2 separate regions of the Homo sapiens genome follow, and region 2 is linked to region 1. A link is an interaction called in ENCODE POLR2A ChIA-PET data of the cell type or tissue named here. Cell type or tissue: Caco-2. All regions are shown on one strand.

The links. Peaks named below come from ENCODE experiments on the same cell type or tissue, not always from the same donor. Only the 100,000 strongest peaks of a DNase experiment are listed, where the experiment ranks them.
Region 2: POLR2A ChIA-PET joins it to region 1 with 12 read pairs; 3 of 35 experiments call an interaction of 5 or more read pairs at or near these places.

What each region holds. Positions count from the first base shown.
Region 1 is chr21:36,183,572-36,191,571 of GRCh38, reverse strand. The region is part of intron 2 of DOP1B (DOP1 leucine zipper like protein B); the gene reads right to left. LOC124905016 (a long non-coding RNA gene) reads right to left here and starts at 7,608. Exons shown (of 2, transcript XR_007067855.1): 1 at 7,566-7,608; 2 at 6,415-7,010. In Caco-2, no CTCF peak of the experiment used is centred here; a DNase peak (open chromatin) is centred at 3,371; H3K4me3 peaks cover 250 bases.
Region 2 is chr21:36,349,625-36,357,624 of GRCh38, reverse strand. It overlaps MORC3 (MORC family CW-type zinc finger 3), which reads right to left. Exons shown (of 17, transcript NM_015358.3): 10 at 901-1,005. Among named protein-coding and RNA genes, the nearest start is that of CHAF1B, 32 kb to the left of the region's middle. In Caco-2, no CTCF peak of the experiment used is centred here; no DNase peak of the experiment used is centred here.

The DNA.
Region 1 (8,000 bases):
TCAAGTGATTCACCTGCCTTGGCCTCCCAAAGTGTTGGGATTACAGGCGTGAGCCACCTCGCCCAGCCTAGCCATGAATTCTTGAGTGACACTTGCACGCCAGCCCCTCCTGGACTGAACTGACCAGAGAAGAGTGGGACTCATTTCAGCAAACCCTGAGGCAGCCCAGGGATTTGGTGCAGCTCTCTTGAGAGTGAGCTTTCAATCTTTAATTACCACAATAACTACCTTCTAGGGCTTGCAAACTCCTGATTCCCTCTTCAGGGTGTATGTGTGGGTATGTGGGTTTTTTTCTGTTTTTTGTTTTTTTTTTTTTCTGACTTGTTTTTTAAAGTTCTAGTGGGGTATGTCTTATTCTCTGACAGCGTCTTCACCCTTCCCCCAACGACACTCTTCCGCTCCCATTTGGCAATGTCGCTGACATTATGACCCACTAGCCACGGCTAGGAAAACTCCAAGGTAAGAAGTATTTGGATCCCAAGAAAGAAGCCTTGCTCTCAAATTCCTTCTAACTCTCATCTAGGAGGAGAAGCAAGAGCTCCTGCCCTCATGGTCGGTCTTGGTGACTTTTCCTTCTCTGAGCAAAAACTGGGCCACATGTCACTGTCATCCCTCTCCCGGCAGGTCCAGGGCTGCCAAGACTGGAATTAGCACAAAACAGGTGTGCCACCCTCACACTACCTTTCTCATCTCCATCCTCCATCCAGGCTTTGCCAAGAATCTTCTCCAGCAAGAAAAGCTCAGCAAACACTTCCAGGACAGTTTCACTATCCAGAAACCCAAACTGGCTGGCCAGTAAGCTTAATATACGTATCATATGAGAAATATTCTTCTGCAACTATAGAATAAATATCACAGAGAAATAGATGAACTGAGGTGGGGCACAATGGCTCACGCCTGTAATCCCACACTTTAGGAGGCCGAGGCAGGTAGATCGCTTGAGGTCAGGAGTTTGATATCAGCCTGGGCAACATGGCGAAACCCTGTCCCTACTAAAAATACAAAAATTAGCCAGGCGTAGTAGCACAGGCCTGTAATCCCAGATACTTGGGAGACTGAGGTGGGAGGATCACTTGAACCCGGGAGGCAGAGGTTGCAGTGAGCTGAGATTGCGCCACTGCACTCCAGCCTGAGTGAGAGAGCGAGACTCCATCTCGAAAAGAAAAAAAAAAGAAAGAGATGAACTGGCCAGGAAAAATGGCCATGTTTTCAAAATCACTTTTAATTTAATTAATTTATTTATTTAGAGACAGAGTCTCACTCTGTCCCCCAACACTGGAGTGCAGTGGTGCAATCTCGGCTCACTGCAACCTCCGCCTCCTGGGTTCAAGTGATTCTCCTGCCTCAGCCTCCTGAGTGGCTGAGATTACAGGCATGTGCCACCATGCCTGGCTAATTTTTATTTTTTGTATTTTTATTAGAGACGGGGTTTCACCATTTTGGCCAGGCTGGTCTCGAATTCCTGACCTCAGGCAATCTGCCTGCCTCAGCCTCCCAAAGTGCTGGGATTACAGGTGTAAGCCACTGTGCCCAGCTGAAAATCATTTTTTTTTTTTTTTTTTGAGACGGAGTATCGCTCTGTCACCCAGGTTGGAGTGCAGTAGTGTGATCTTGGCTCACTGCAACCTCCACTTCCCAGGTTCCAGCGATTCTCCTGCCTCAGTCTCCCAGGTAGCTGGGACTACAGGTGCATGCCACCACGCCCAGCTAACTTTTGTATTTTTTAGTAGAGACAGGGTTTCACCATACTGGTCAGGCTGGTCTCAAACTCCTGACCTCGTGATCCACCTGTCTCAGCCTCCCAAAGTGCTGGGATTACAGGCGTGAGCCACTGTGCCTAACCCAAAATCCCATTTTTTTTTGAGACAGAGTCTCGCTCTGTCACCCAGGCTGGAGTGTAGTGGTGTGATCTCAGCTCACTGCAACCTCCACCTCCCGGGTTCTAGCGATTCTGCTGCCTCAGCCTCCAGAGTAGCTGGGACTACAGGCGTGCACCAGCACGCCCAGCTACGGGGTTTCACCATATTGGCCAGGCCGGTCTCGAACTCCTGACCTTGTGATCCACCGTCTTGGCCTCCCAAAGTGCTGGGATTACAGGTGTAAGCCACTGCACCCAGCCTTCAAAATCACTTTTTAAAGTGCTAAAAAAATTTAAAAAGGAGAAACTGATTAAACAGGAAATTAAACTTTCTTATTTATTTCACTCAGGAACTACACTGTTCTAAAAGCATTCCTTGAGCTATAATTAGGACATAATTGTAACATTTTTGACCTCATTATATGCATAGGCTCAGTAGGCTGACCTTAAAAGAAAATACTAAAATGTTAAGTATAAAGTATGTTTGAAAAAAAAAGATTCAAACTACATCCAAGCTTAATAGAAATCAGGAAGTGTCACTGTTGCTCCACCCAAGAAAATATCTTTGTTTCCTTTGACTTTACACAACCTGACAGTATGACAGTCCCCAGGACACGGCATGATTTAGAAGCATTCTGTGTAGGGAACACGATGAAAAATTCCAAAAGGCTACACATGGACACAAGTTAATATGCTTAAAAATGGTTAAGATGGTAAATTTTATGTTATATGTATTTTACCACAATTTGTTTATATGTATTTTACCACAATTTAAAATGCTTTAAAAAAGGAGTAATTTAACCATATGGGTGGGGAGTGGACAGAATTATGTTTCATTTTTAAAACGCTTTATTTAGCCCGTAAAATAAAAATGTTAAATGTTTCCTTTAAAAGTTCCTAGAAGAGACAGTCACCCTACTTTTGCACAGAGTACAATGCTGACTTCAGAATGCCAGATGTCTTTGTCTAGAAAGAAATGTAAGTCAGCCAATTTAAAAGCACGTCTCCCACCAAGCAAACGAGGAGTTGCATTTTTCACGGTGAAACACTGACATGTCTTCCTTCTGGAAGTCAGGCATCTTTGTAAGGGTGTTCTTTTCATGCCACTGAAAGGAAGCTGCACAGTGGCACAGTGAGTCAGGGAGGCCAGGTGACACAGGCTCAAACGCTCAGTGAAGCACCTGCCAGGGGGCACTGTTAGTGCCCTTTAGACAGGACGAAAATGGAACAGACCAGCACTTGGCCAGGACTTCCCAAGTGCTCATGGTGTGGCATTCCACCTTGACTGAAATGGCATGACCCGGTTGCTTTGCCAGCTTGAGGGAGTGGCGGTGGCAAGAGATAAGCTGGAGAAACAGGCAGAAGGCAAGGCTGCCGAGAGCCATCTCAGGGAGTCGGGGTTCCACAGGTAACCAGTGAGACCAGTTTTTGTTGAACTGGGAGAGCAGTGCTGCTATAACTCCTATGTAAACAAGGAGCTTCCTTCTCTGAAAGGTCACAGCTGAAATATCATTGTGTTGTATTTACCTAAGTCAGTTGAACCCTAACAGGGCCATGCACGTGATTAATCAGCTCTCAGCATGAGTTATCCACATACCCAAATCCCAGCTTCCAATAAAGCTGCTAGCAAGGAATGGGTCACTCAGGCTAACTCCATCTTCTGCATCAGGTAAGAAGACACATTAGAATATGCTTTTTTTTTCCTTTTAAAATTTTCTTAAAATTACCATGCTGCTTGAGTAGGAGTAGAACTGAAGGCTGGGTGTATCACCTACTAGAGATTTTAAAAGCATGCTCAGAAAAAAAAGAAGCAGGCCAGGCGCAGTGGCTTACACCTGTAATCCCAGCACTTTGGGAGGCCGAGGCAGGTGAATTGCTTCAGCCCAGGAGTTCAAGACCAGCAACATGGCAAAACCCTGTCTCTATAAAAAATACAAAAATTAGCTGGGCATGTGATGTGCACCTGTAGTCCCAGCTACTTGGGAGGCTGAGGCAGGAGGATCACTTGGAACTAGGAGGTCAAGGCTGTGGGCGAGCTACGATCGCACCTCTGCACTCCAGCCTGGGCAACAAAGTGAGACCCTGTCTCAAAAATAAAATAAAAAATAAAATAAATAGGCTGGGCACAGTGGCTTATGCCTATAATCCCAGCACTTTGGGAGGCAAAGGAAGGCGGATCACCTGAGGTTGGGAGTTCAAGACCAGCCTAGCCAACATAGTGAAACCCCATCTCTACTAAAAAAAAACAAAAATTAGCCAGATGTGGTAGTGGTCTCCTGTAATCCTAGCTACTCAGGAGGCTCAGGCAGGAGAATCACTTGAACCTGGGAGGCGGAGGTTGCAGTGAGCTGAGATGGTGCCACTGCACTCCAGCCTGGGCAACAGAGCAAAACTCTTGTCGAAAGCCAGGCCTTGGCTTCAGCAATGTCATTCTCCCCACAGACGATGAATGGGCGCTGGCCACAGTCAAGCACCCTCCCCCGGGAAGGGAGGGGAGAGGAGGGGAAGGGAGGGGAGGGGAGGGGCAGGACAGCCAGCTAACCCAGGCCAGGCCTTGGGGGAAGAGCACAGTGGGTGCTTGACTGTGGCTGGCACCCACTCACCGTCTGCTGGGGGAATGACATTGCTGAAGCCAAGGCCTGAGCCCTGGCACCTTGGCAGGTTCAGAAGCTCATTTTTATCAGTTTACCCAGAGGTGGCTCTGCTGTGGAGGGAATGTTTTGCTGGCCGCCGGTCGAGCTCCTAAGACGGGCCCCGAAAGTCAATGGGAGGGGAACTGTGACAGAGGCCAGGCTCTGAGTGGCAGGCCTGGGTCCGAGTCCGGGCTCCAGCTCTCATCTGAGCAAGCCTGTCACAAGTCACCTGATAGCTCTGAGGCTCTGCTTTCTCACCCATTATTTCTGAAACCTGGAATCCTCCAAAGTCAGCACCATTCAGCCCCTTTTACTGAAGAACGAGCTGGAGCTCAGAGGTCTGCCTGCAGCTTCCCAGGTGTGCAGAGTATTTCAGGTCCGCCAGCGCCCTGCAAAGCCCACACTCCGGGGGTGGGGGTGGAACATGTAGACATGTCAGGGGAGGCTGAGGAAGTGCTGTAGGTGACCAAAAATATACCATCACCTACTCATAAGCTGGTCGTGCAGGATAAACTCAAAAAGGAGCTGAAACATACAGGGTATTCATTCTATTTCCACTTCCCCAGTGTGTCAGGGTTAACACTGGATATGCGTACACATGTCCACACATGCAGGCACACAAATACATACATACATACTTCCCATACATATACACACACACACCCTCTACACATGCATACATGTACACACATGCACACACTCCACACATACACACTGCATACATATACACACATGCATACACACATCCCACACGTGTACACATACACAAGTCATGAGCAATAGGGCCTGTCAGCCACACAGGCTGCTCCCAATCTCTTAGTTAAGATGACTCAAGAATCCACATGCTAGATCAGAAAATTACTTCTTTTTTTTTTTGTGAGACGAAGTCTCGTTCTGTTGCCCAGGCTGGAGTGCAGTGGCGCAATCTTAGCTCACTGCAACCTCTGCCTCCTGGGTTCAAGAAATTCTCATGCCTCAGCCTCCCAAGTAGCTGGGATTACAGGCGCCCGCCACCACGCCCAGCTAATTTTTGTATTTTTAGTAGAAACAAGGTTTCACCACGTTGGCCAGGCTGGTCTCAAACTCCTGACCTCAAGTGATCCACCTGCCTTGGCCACCCAAAGTGCTGGGATTACAGGTGTGAGCCACCACGCCCGGCCCAGAAAATTACTTTTTAAAACACAAGGCAACAAACTCACCGCTGCCTCACAGCGGGTAATCTGCAGCACACATGTGCAAATGCTGCCCCTTATTTTTCCCCGTCAGAGTTTATTATGACACTTAGACTCAAAGCCACTCTGTCTTGCCACTAACGCCTACTTTCCCTGTCTTCCCATAGAGGAAGTTTAGGTAGCTGTGATGCTGTACAGTACCTTCCGCATTTCTAGACTTATATTTTATTCTTTTGCGATGGCACAGCACTTCCTCAGCCTTCCCTGACATTGTTACATGTTGCCCTCAACCCTGGAGTGTGGGCTTCACAAGGCGCTGGCCGACCTGAAATACTCGTCATACACCTGGGAAGCTGCAAGCAAGCCTTTGAACTCCAGTTTCTTCATCAGTAGAAGAGGCTGAGTGGCACTGAGTTTGGAGGATCCTAGGTTTGAAAAACAATGGTGGCAAGCATATAATAGGGGCTCACAAAGGAAACTGTTCTATTTGGGGGGTCTAAGAGCTAACAGTCTCAGAAGTGATGAAAAATGGCAGGAGGAGGTGAAGGCAGCTGAGTTCTGCAATAAACCACAGGAAAAGAAGGTAAGGATGTGGGGCCGACTCTCCCTTCAGAACACAGTCTACACCTTGAAATGTACATGATGCAGAGAACACTGCCATTCTTATGCATTTATCATCACAAACCAGAAAATCAAATAAAAGTAATCATACCATTAAAAATATAAAATAACATAGTATCGGGAGATGTTATTTTTCTAATTTTTAAACATATTTTATTGCACATACAAATGATCTGTTTAACAAACACCAAAGCTTATAGGGAAACCTGCTTGTTAAAGTCAGAGACAGAAGAAAAGGAAGAACGCCTTCGGGACACAGTCTTACTACAAATCCTCAACAGGTTTCAGTCCCCAAAGTTCTACTGGTAGAACTCAATATTCTTCAAAAGTCACACCCAGAACAGAACTGGCATGCTCTAATGAAATGAGATGTTAACTCCTCCTCCCCAGCGCCTTCTTCTAGAGAACTCCCAGAGGCCTTCCTGACCCTCAGCGCTACAGCAGATTGGGCGCAGAGTGGCTGTTCAGAGCTCCAGGCTCAACCTCCCACAGCGATCCTGTTCCCCGCAGCCCGCAGAGCCTCCCACACCTGAAGCGCACGTGGGCTGCCTGCTGGGTCAGCACTTGCTGCGTATGCCGGGCAGCCTGAGCACCAAGGAGGGGAACGCAGAGCCTCAGGCCGGCAGCGAAGCACACAGCTCTCCACGATAGCCTGTTCTGAATCCAGTCTGCGGTCTTCCTCCTAGTGCTTTTTCCTCCTGCTTCCCTGTCCCTGGAATAAGCTACCTGCACGGAAGCAGGAGACCTGTGAAAGAACCATCTCTCGGCAGCTGGGTGGGAAGGGGCCGCAACAGTGTATACAGGGGCTGGGCACGGTGGCTCATGCCTATGATCCCAGCACTCTGGGAGGCCGAGGTGGGTGGATCACTTGAGGTCAGGAGTTCAAGACCAGCCTGGGCAACATAGCGAAACCCGCCTCTACTAAAAATACAAAAATTAGGCCGGGCGTGGTGGCTCACACCTGTAATCGCAGCACTCTGGGAGACCAAGGCAGGTGGATCACCTGAGGTCGGGAGTTTGAGACCAGCCTGACCAACATGGTGAAATCCCATCTCTAATAAAAATACAAAAATTAGCCAGGTGTGGTGGTGCACATCTGTAATCCCAGCTACTTGGGAGGCTGAGGCAGGAGAATCACTTGAACCTGGGAGCCGGAGGTTGCAGTGAGCCAAGATCACGCCACTGCACTCCAGCCTGGACGACAGAGTATGACTCTGTCTCAAAAAAAGATAAAATAGAAAAAGCAAAAAACAAAAATTAACCAGGCGTGGTGGCACGCACCTGTAGTCCCAGCTACTCGGGAAGCTGAGGCAGGAGAATAGCTTGAACCTGGGAGGCAGAGGTTGCAGTGAGTTGAGACTGCACCACTGCACTCCAGCCTGGGCGACAGAGTGAGACGCCATCTAAAAAAAAAAAAAAAAGAAACCATGTACACAGGAAATGTGAAGATGGCATGAAAGCTGGGCTATCTCCAGATACATTCAAGCCCAAAGCTGACTCCTCTCTCCAAAAGGCAGCAGCTATACAACTCTGTCCCGGGCACTCAGAACAAAGAGGCAGAGTGCTGTGGCTGGCAGAGGCGGCAGGTGCTGGAAGCACACGACCCCCTCCAAAACACAACAAAGGTTCCGTAGTTGGAATGGTGCCTCCGCCATGGGGAGACAGAAGGTCCTCTGCAACTGCTCTGTAGGCGTCCTGCTCCCAGCCAGAAACCAC
Region 2 (8,000 bases), 170 kb before region 1:
ATTTTTAAAATACTAGCAGAAATTTTCTATGCTTATAAAGTATGCATGTGTATACTGACACATTAAAAAAATACAAGCTGGGCACGGTGGCTCATGCCTATAATCCCAGCACTTTGGGTGGGAGGATCACCTGGACCCAGGACATTGAGACCAGCCTGGGCAACACAGGGAGACCCCACCTGTATAAAACTTTTTTTAAATATAAAAAAATTGAAAAGTACGATGGGAAGTCTATACACTGAGCTGCATCTTTCTTGTTTTTCATTATATATCTTGGTTATCTTTGTAATAATGTATAAATTATGAATAATATGTATAATGTATAAATTATGTATAATAATGTATAAAGAACACACAGATAAAGAACACACAGATATTGTTCATTCATTCATTTATAGGACTGTTATCCTGTGATGTGTTACTAAGTGACTGTCAGGCATATTATTTAATTCATATAATTCGAGGAGGCAAATGCTCTTAATGTTCCCATTTTATACACAAGAAAATGGAGGCTTACAAGAGGCCAAGTAATATGTTCAATGCCACATGGCTACTTAAGCAGAATGAGAATATGAACTCAAGTTGGGTTTCAGCCCCATCATCCTAATGATACACTATACCAGTGTTTTTCAAACTATTATATAATCCATCCATAGCATCTTAAAATGAAATAACATTAACATGCATCACATATGGGTAAACATTGTTTTATGGATGTTTTGTGTGCATGTATACAGGTTTACATTCTATTCACTGATTTTGCAGTGCGCTAATTCATGTTGCAGAATTTATTCCTATGAGTTACAGTCCTAAGTTTGTGAAACATTGTACAATCCCTTTACTCTCTAATACCACATCTTGATATCTAAGTGAAATGATATGTTTTAAAAATGTACTTACTGTATATCTTCAACTGGCAAATTTAGAGGATATTCTGTATTTTTCTTCACTTTCATTTCATTCCAGTAATCATTCAGCTTTTCTCCTAGTGCTGTTATTGTAAGTCTTAAAAAGTAAATCATAAAATCAAGAAAAAATTCTTTTCAAACATAAATCATAAATAATCTAGTAATGAGTACATAGACACTGTGAAGAGAAAAAACTCCAAAACATATAGTTAATAAAGAACATTCAAGGTATAGGTGACCCTTGAACAACACAGGTTTGAACTGCACTTATACACAATTTTCTTTCAATAAATTAGAAAATTTTTTAGAGAGTTATAACAATTTGAAAAAAACTTCCAAGAACTGCATTGCCCAGAAATATCCAAAAAATTAAGAATAAGTTAGATATGTCATGAATGCATAAAACATGCAAATACTAGTCTATTTTATAATTTACTACCATAAAATATACACAAAGCTATTTAAAAAGTTAAAATTTATCAAGACTGAAGCATATACAGACTGTAGGTGGTTTCATTTGCAGTCAAGAGAAATGTAAACAAAGATGCAGTCTTAAATTATAACTGCATAAGATTAATTATATACATACAATATTATTATAGTAATTTCATAGCCACCTCCTGTTGCTATTTTGATGGGCTCAAGTTTTTTATTTGCTTCAAGTGCCTTATGACATGCTTATCTCCATGTAAGCATCTCCAAGAAATTTTATATTGCAGTAAAAATCGTTTAGTGCAATACTGTAAACCTTGAAAAACACCACAGGACCCACACGAACTGCCACTAGTGATGCCAGTTGTTTTCCCAAGAAGCAAAGTCATAATATAAGAAAAAGTATAAATTGCTTGATATGTAGGTTGAGGCGCCTGAGTAGCTGGGGCCACAGGCACTTGCCACCACACCTGGCTAATTTTTTTTTTTTTTCATTTTTTGTAGAGACAGGGTATTGCTTTTTTGCCCAGGCTGCTCTCGAACTCCTGGCCTCAAGCTATTCTTGTCTCAGCCTCCCAAAGTGCTGGGATTACAGGGATGAGCCACCATGCCCAGCCTGTTTGAACAGGTTTTTAATGCAAACAAAAGTACTCTATTCTGGGAAAAAATGCCACAAAGAACACTTATTAGCAAAAAAGAGGAGCATAAACCAGGATTTAAGTCCAAGAACGGACAGGCTAACCCTACTGCTTTGTGCAAATGTAGTCAGGTTTATGATCAGGACTGCCATTATCTATAAAGATGCTAACCCTTAAGCCTTGAAGAGAAAAGACAAACACCAGCTGCCAGTCTTTTGGTTGCACAAATAGAAGGCCTGGATGAGAAATTCTTTTTCTGACTGGGTCTATTGATGCTTTGTTCCTGAAGTCAGGAATTAACTTGCCAGTAAAGGACTGCCTTTTACAGTTCTTTTGATATTGGACAAGGTACCCTGGCCACCCATAACCCCATGACTTCAATACCAAAGGCATCCAAGTGGTCTACTTGTCCCGAAACACAATGTCTCTAATTCAGCCTCTAGATAACAAGGAGGGTCATAAGACCTTTAAGGCTCATTACACACAGCAAATCTACGGAAAAGATTGTTAACGCTGTGGAAGACAATTCTGACAGAGAAAACATCATGAAAGTCTAGAATAACGATGCCATTATTAAGTACAGAAAAAGCTGTGAAAGAAATCAAGCTCAAAACAATAAATTCCTGCTATGTCCACATGTTGTGCATGACTTCACAGTATTTACAAGATAGCCAGTTGAGGAAATCATCAGAGAGATTGTGGATATACAGGAAAAAAAAGGTAGAGGGCAAAAAGTTTCAAGATATGGATGTTGCAGGAATTCAAGAGCGAACAGACACCACACCTGAGGAAATCAACTGAAGCCTACTTGATGGAGATGAGTGTTTCTGAACCAGTGTTAGACAGTGAGGAAGAAGACAGAAGAAGCAGTGCCCAGACAACAAACTGACATTAGACAATCCAGAAGGTGGGTTCCAATTATTCAAGACTGCTTTTGATTTCTTTTACAACATGGACACTTCTATGATACAGGCACTGAAACTGAAGCAGACAGTGTAAGAAGGATTGGTACTGTACAGAGATATTTTTATGAAAATAAAAATGCACTGGGCACGGTGGCTCACGCCTGTAATCCCAGCACTTTGGAAGACAGAGGCGGGCGGATCACAAGGTCAGGAGTTCAAGACCAGCCTGGCCAATATGGGGAAACCCCATCTCTACTAAACACACAAAAATTAGCCGGGCGTGATGGCGTGTGCCTGTAGTCCTAACTACTCAGGAGGCTGAGGCAGAAGAATCGCTTGAACCTGGGAGGCGGAGGTTGCAGTGAGCCAAGATGTGGGCAACAGAGCGAGACTCCATCTCAAAAAAAAAAAAAAAAAAGAAAGAAAGAAAGAAAGAAAACAAAAATGGAAATAAGTCAGACAGAAATTACAGTGTATAAAAATTAAACTGAGTGTGCCTGCCTCTCCTTCCACCTCTTCTCGTGCCATGGCAAAACCAATCCCCCTTCTTCCTCAGCCTACTCAACACGAAGACTACGAGGATGAAGACATATGAACCACTTCCACTTAATGAACAGTACATATATTTTCTCTTCCTTATGATTTTGTTTTTGGTTTTCTTCTTTTTTTTTGAGACAGGGTCTCACTCTGTCACCCAGTCTAGGGTGCAATGGCGTGACTTAGGCTCACTGCAACCTCCACCTCCTGGGTTCAAGTGTTTCTCCTGCCTCAGTCTCCAAAGTAGCTGGGATTACAAGTGCCCACCACCATGCCCGGCTAATTTTTTTATTTTTAGTAGAGATGGGACCAGGAGTGGTGGCTCACACCTGTAATCCCAGCACTTTGGGAGGCCGAGGTGGCCGGATCACCTGAGGTCAGGAGTTAGAGACCACCCTGGCCAACGTGGCAAAACTCTGTCTTTACTAAAAAAAAAAAAAAAAAAAAAATACAAAAATTAGCCGGGCTTGGTGGCAGGTGCCTGTAATCCCAGCTACTTGGGAGGCTGAGATAGGGAGAATTGCTTGAACCCAGGAGGCGGAGGTTGCAATGAGCTGAGATTGCACCACTGCACTCCAGACTGGATGACAGAGCAAGACTCCATCTCAGAAAAAAATAAATAAAATAGTAGAGATGGGGTTTCACCATGTTAGCCAGGCTGGTCTCGAACTCCTAATCTCAAGTGATCTACCCACATCAGCCTCCCAAAGTGCTGGGATTGTGGTTCCCTGGTGGTCTAGTGGCTAGGATTCAGTGCTTTCCAAAGGGCTGGGATTACAGGTGTGAGCCACCGCACCGGCCTGAGCCACGGCACCCGGCCATGATTTTTTTTTTTTTTTTTTTTTTTTTGAGACAGAGTCTCTCTCTGTCACCAAACTGGAATGTAGTGGCTCAATCTCAGCTCACTGCAACCTCCGACTCCCTGGTTCAAGCAATTCTCCTGCCTCTGCCTCCTGAGTAGCTGGGATTACAGCCACACGCCACCAAGCCCAGCTAATTTTTGTATTTTTAGTAGAGACTGGGTTTCACCATGTTAGCCAGGATGGTCTCGATCTCCTGACCTCGTGATCCGCCCACCTCGGCCTCCTAAAGTGCTGGGATTACAGGCGTGAGCCACCATGCCCGGCCTATGATTTTCTAATAACATTTTTTCATTAGCTTATTTTAAGAATACAGTATATATTTAACATATGAAATACATGTTAATAGATGGTTTTCTTTTTTTTTTTTTTTAGAGAAAAGGTCTTGCTCTGTCACCCTGGCTGGAAAGCAGTGGCACTATCACAGCTCACTGCAGCTTCAAACTCCTAGGCTCACATGATCATTCTGCCTCGAGCATCCTGAGTAGCTGGGACTACAGATGTGTGCCACCATTCCCAGCTTAATCAACTATTTATGTTATCAGTAAGGCTTCCATTCAACAGCAGGCTCTTAAGGTTCTGAGGAGTTATACGTGGATCTTTGACTGAGGGGTAGTCAGTCCCCCTAATAACTGCGCTGTTCAAGGGTTAATGGTACTTAACATTGTCAACTACTGGTACAAGCTGAACATCCCAAATCCAAAAATCCAAATTGCTCCAAATCTGAAACTTTTTGAGTGCCAACATGATACCCAAAGGAAATGCTCATGAAAGTACCTTGGATTTCAGATTTTCAGATTTGCAATGCTCAACCAGTAGGCATAATGCAAACATTCCAAAATACAAAAAAATCCAAACCAAAACACTTCCGGTCTCAAAGATTTCAGATAAGGATACTCAACCTGTAATAGAGCTTTATGTCTTCCTTTTCAACCTGCCCCCCCCCACCCCTTTTTTTTGGCCTTATTACATTAGTTATTTCCTCAAGAATATTTAGTGAATGGCTGGTATCCTTAACTCTCCCACCCTTCTAAGGAAAGCTATCAATTGTTCCCCATTAGTAATGTAGCTTGCCGTGTGTGTGTAAATACTCTGTTATTATGCCCTTTGATTCACAGTTTTTGTAGGTGTTCCTTTTAAAAATAATTGCAAGTGCTTTTTCTCTATCTATGTATATGACCATAAGGGCTTTCTCTTATTAAACATCAATATGATGAACTATACTCATTTCTTACATTAAAACCACCCATATTGTCTTAGAACACAACCCACTTGGTTTTAATGTTATTATTCTTTTAGCATGTACTGGATGGTATTTACCAATATTTTAATTAAGACTTTTAATTCTATGATAAGAGACTGACATAAATTTCCTTTCCTGTACTCTTGAGCTTACTAACAAGGCTATGTGGCTTCATAAAACCTTTGACTACTGTGAACAGTGCTGCAATAAACATGAGAGTGCAGGTATCTCTTCAAATATACTGATTTTCTTTCTTTTAGATATATATCCAGCCATGTGATTGTTCAATCATATGGTAATTCTATTATTAGTTTACTTGAGGAAACTCCATCCTATTCTCCATAGCAACTATACTAATTTACTTTCCCACTAATAGTGTACGAGGGTTCCCCTTTCTCCACATCCTTGTCAGCATCCATTAACGAATAAATGAATAAAAAAACTATGGTACATACACACAATGGGATATTATCCAACCACAAAAATGCTGTCATTTGTAATGACATGGATATAAATGGATATACCTGGAGGACATTACATTAAGTGAAGTAAGTCAGGTATAGAAAGACAAATATCTCATGTTCTCATCCATATCTGAGAGCTAAAAAATACTGCCCTCAGGACATGGGACAGGTAGTGGGGAGAGGGAAATAAAGAGGGGCTGGCTAATGAGTATAAAAATACAGTTAATTAGAAGGAATAAGATACAGTATTTGGTACCACAATAGGACAACAGGGCCGGGCGTGGTGGCTCACACCCATAATCCCACCATTTTGGGAGGCCAAGGCGGGTGGATCACAAGGTCAACAGATCAAGACCATCCTGATCAAAATAGTAAACCCCATCTCTACCAAAAATACAGAAAATTAGCTGGGCATGGTGGTGCATGCCTGTAGTCCCAGCTACTCGGGAGGCTGAGGCAGGAGAATCACTTGAATCCCAGAGGCAGAGGTTGCAATAAGCTAAGACCTGGGGGCCACTGCACTCCAGCCTAGTGACAGAGTGAGACTCAGTCTCAAAAAAAAAAAAAAAAAAAAAAAAAAGGAGGACAACCGTAGTTAACAATAACATCTTATATATATATTTCAAAGTAACTAGAAGAGTAAAATTGGAATGTTCCTAACACAAAATAAGGCAACTGCTTGAGGTGATGAATATCCCAATAACCCTGACTTGATCATTACATGTTGTATGCTTGTATCAAAATATCACATGTATTCCATACAAATGAACTATTATGTATTGTTTTAAATAGTTTTTGTAAATAAAAAGACTGATGCCACTTCTTCCTTAAATGTCTGAATTTAGTATGTGGGAAGTTTTCTAAAAAGTGATTCAATTTCAAAGGAATGTGTCCACGTCATCTAAAATGGAGAAAATTTATTTGTGCTATCTGCTTAATGTTTCATGTCTGGAGGCTCTGTAGTAATTTCTTCTTTTTCATTTCTAATATTGATGATTTGTATTTTCTACTCCTTTTCCTTAATCAGTCTTGACAAATGCTTATAGACTTTATTAGTCCTACCAAAGAACCGAAATTTTTTTTTTTTTTTTTTTTGAGGCAGGGTGTCTTCTGTCACCAGCGCGGGAATGCAGTGACACAATCACGGCTCATTGCAGCCTCAATCTCCTGAGCTCAAGTGATCCTCCCACCTCATTTTTTTATTTTCTGTAGAGATAAGCTCCCACTGTGTTGCCCAGGCTGGTCTCAAACTCCTCGGCTCAAGCGATCCTCCGCCTACTAAAGTGCTGGGATTACAGGTGTAAGCCACTGTACGTGGTCTTTTTTTTCCTGAGACGGGATCTCACTCTGTCATCGGGTTGGAGTACAGTGGCGCCATCTTGGCTCACTGCACACTCCACCTTCCCAGGCTCAAATGATCCTCCTGCCTCAGCCTCCTGAGTAGCTGGGACCACAGACACATGCCACCACACCTTGCTAATTTTTTGTATTTTTGGTAGAGACAGGATTTTGCCATGTTGCCCACGCTGGTCTCAACCTTCTGAGCTCAAGCAATTTGTCCACCTTTGGGCCCCCTTAGTGCTAAGATTACAGGAAAGAGCCACTGCACCTGGCTGACTTTTTTGATTCATTCAGTTACCAATTTATTGTCTCTAGGCTCCAAATCCAGCCCAAGTTCTGGTACTCTGTTACTATTTTGCTAGGGCCCAGTGACCTCCCAGAGGAGCTTCAGCTGTGCCCATCAGGCCATGCTTTGCCCACCAGCAGTCTTCTGCTAGCTCCAACAACATAAGGCTCCCTCTACAGACCAGCTCCAACCTATCCACACACCCTATGTCAACCAGAGACCACGTCTATAGGCCAGCATTGGCCAGGCCCTCTATTTACCTATTTAAATTATTGACTTCTTTTTAAAGTTTATTTTCAAAATACTTGCATAACTTCTCTTAAGCTAAATGTTTTGCCACCTTGTGGATTTTTATTTTAATTACAAAATTATAATTACATTATCGA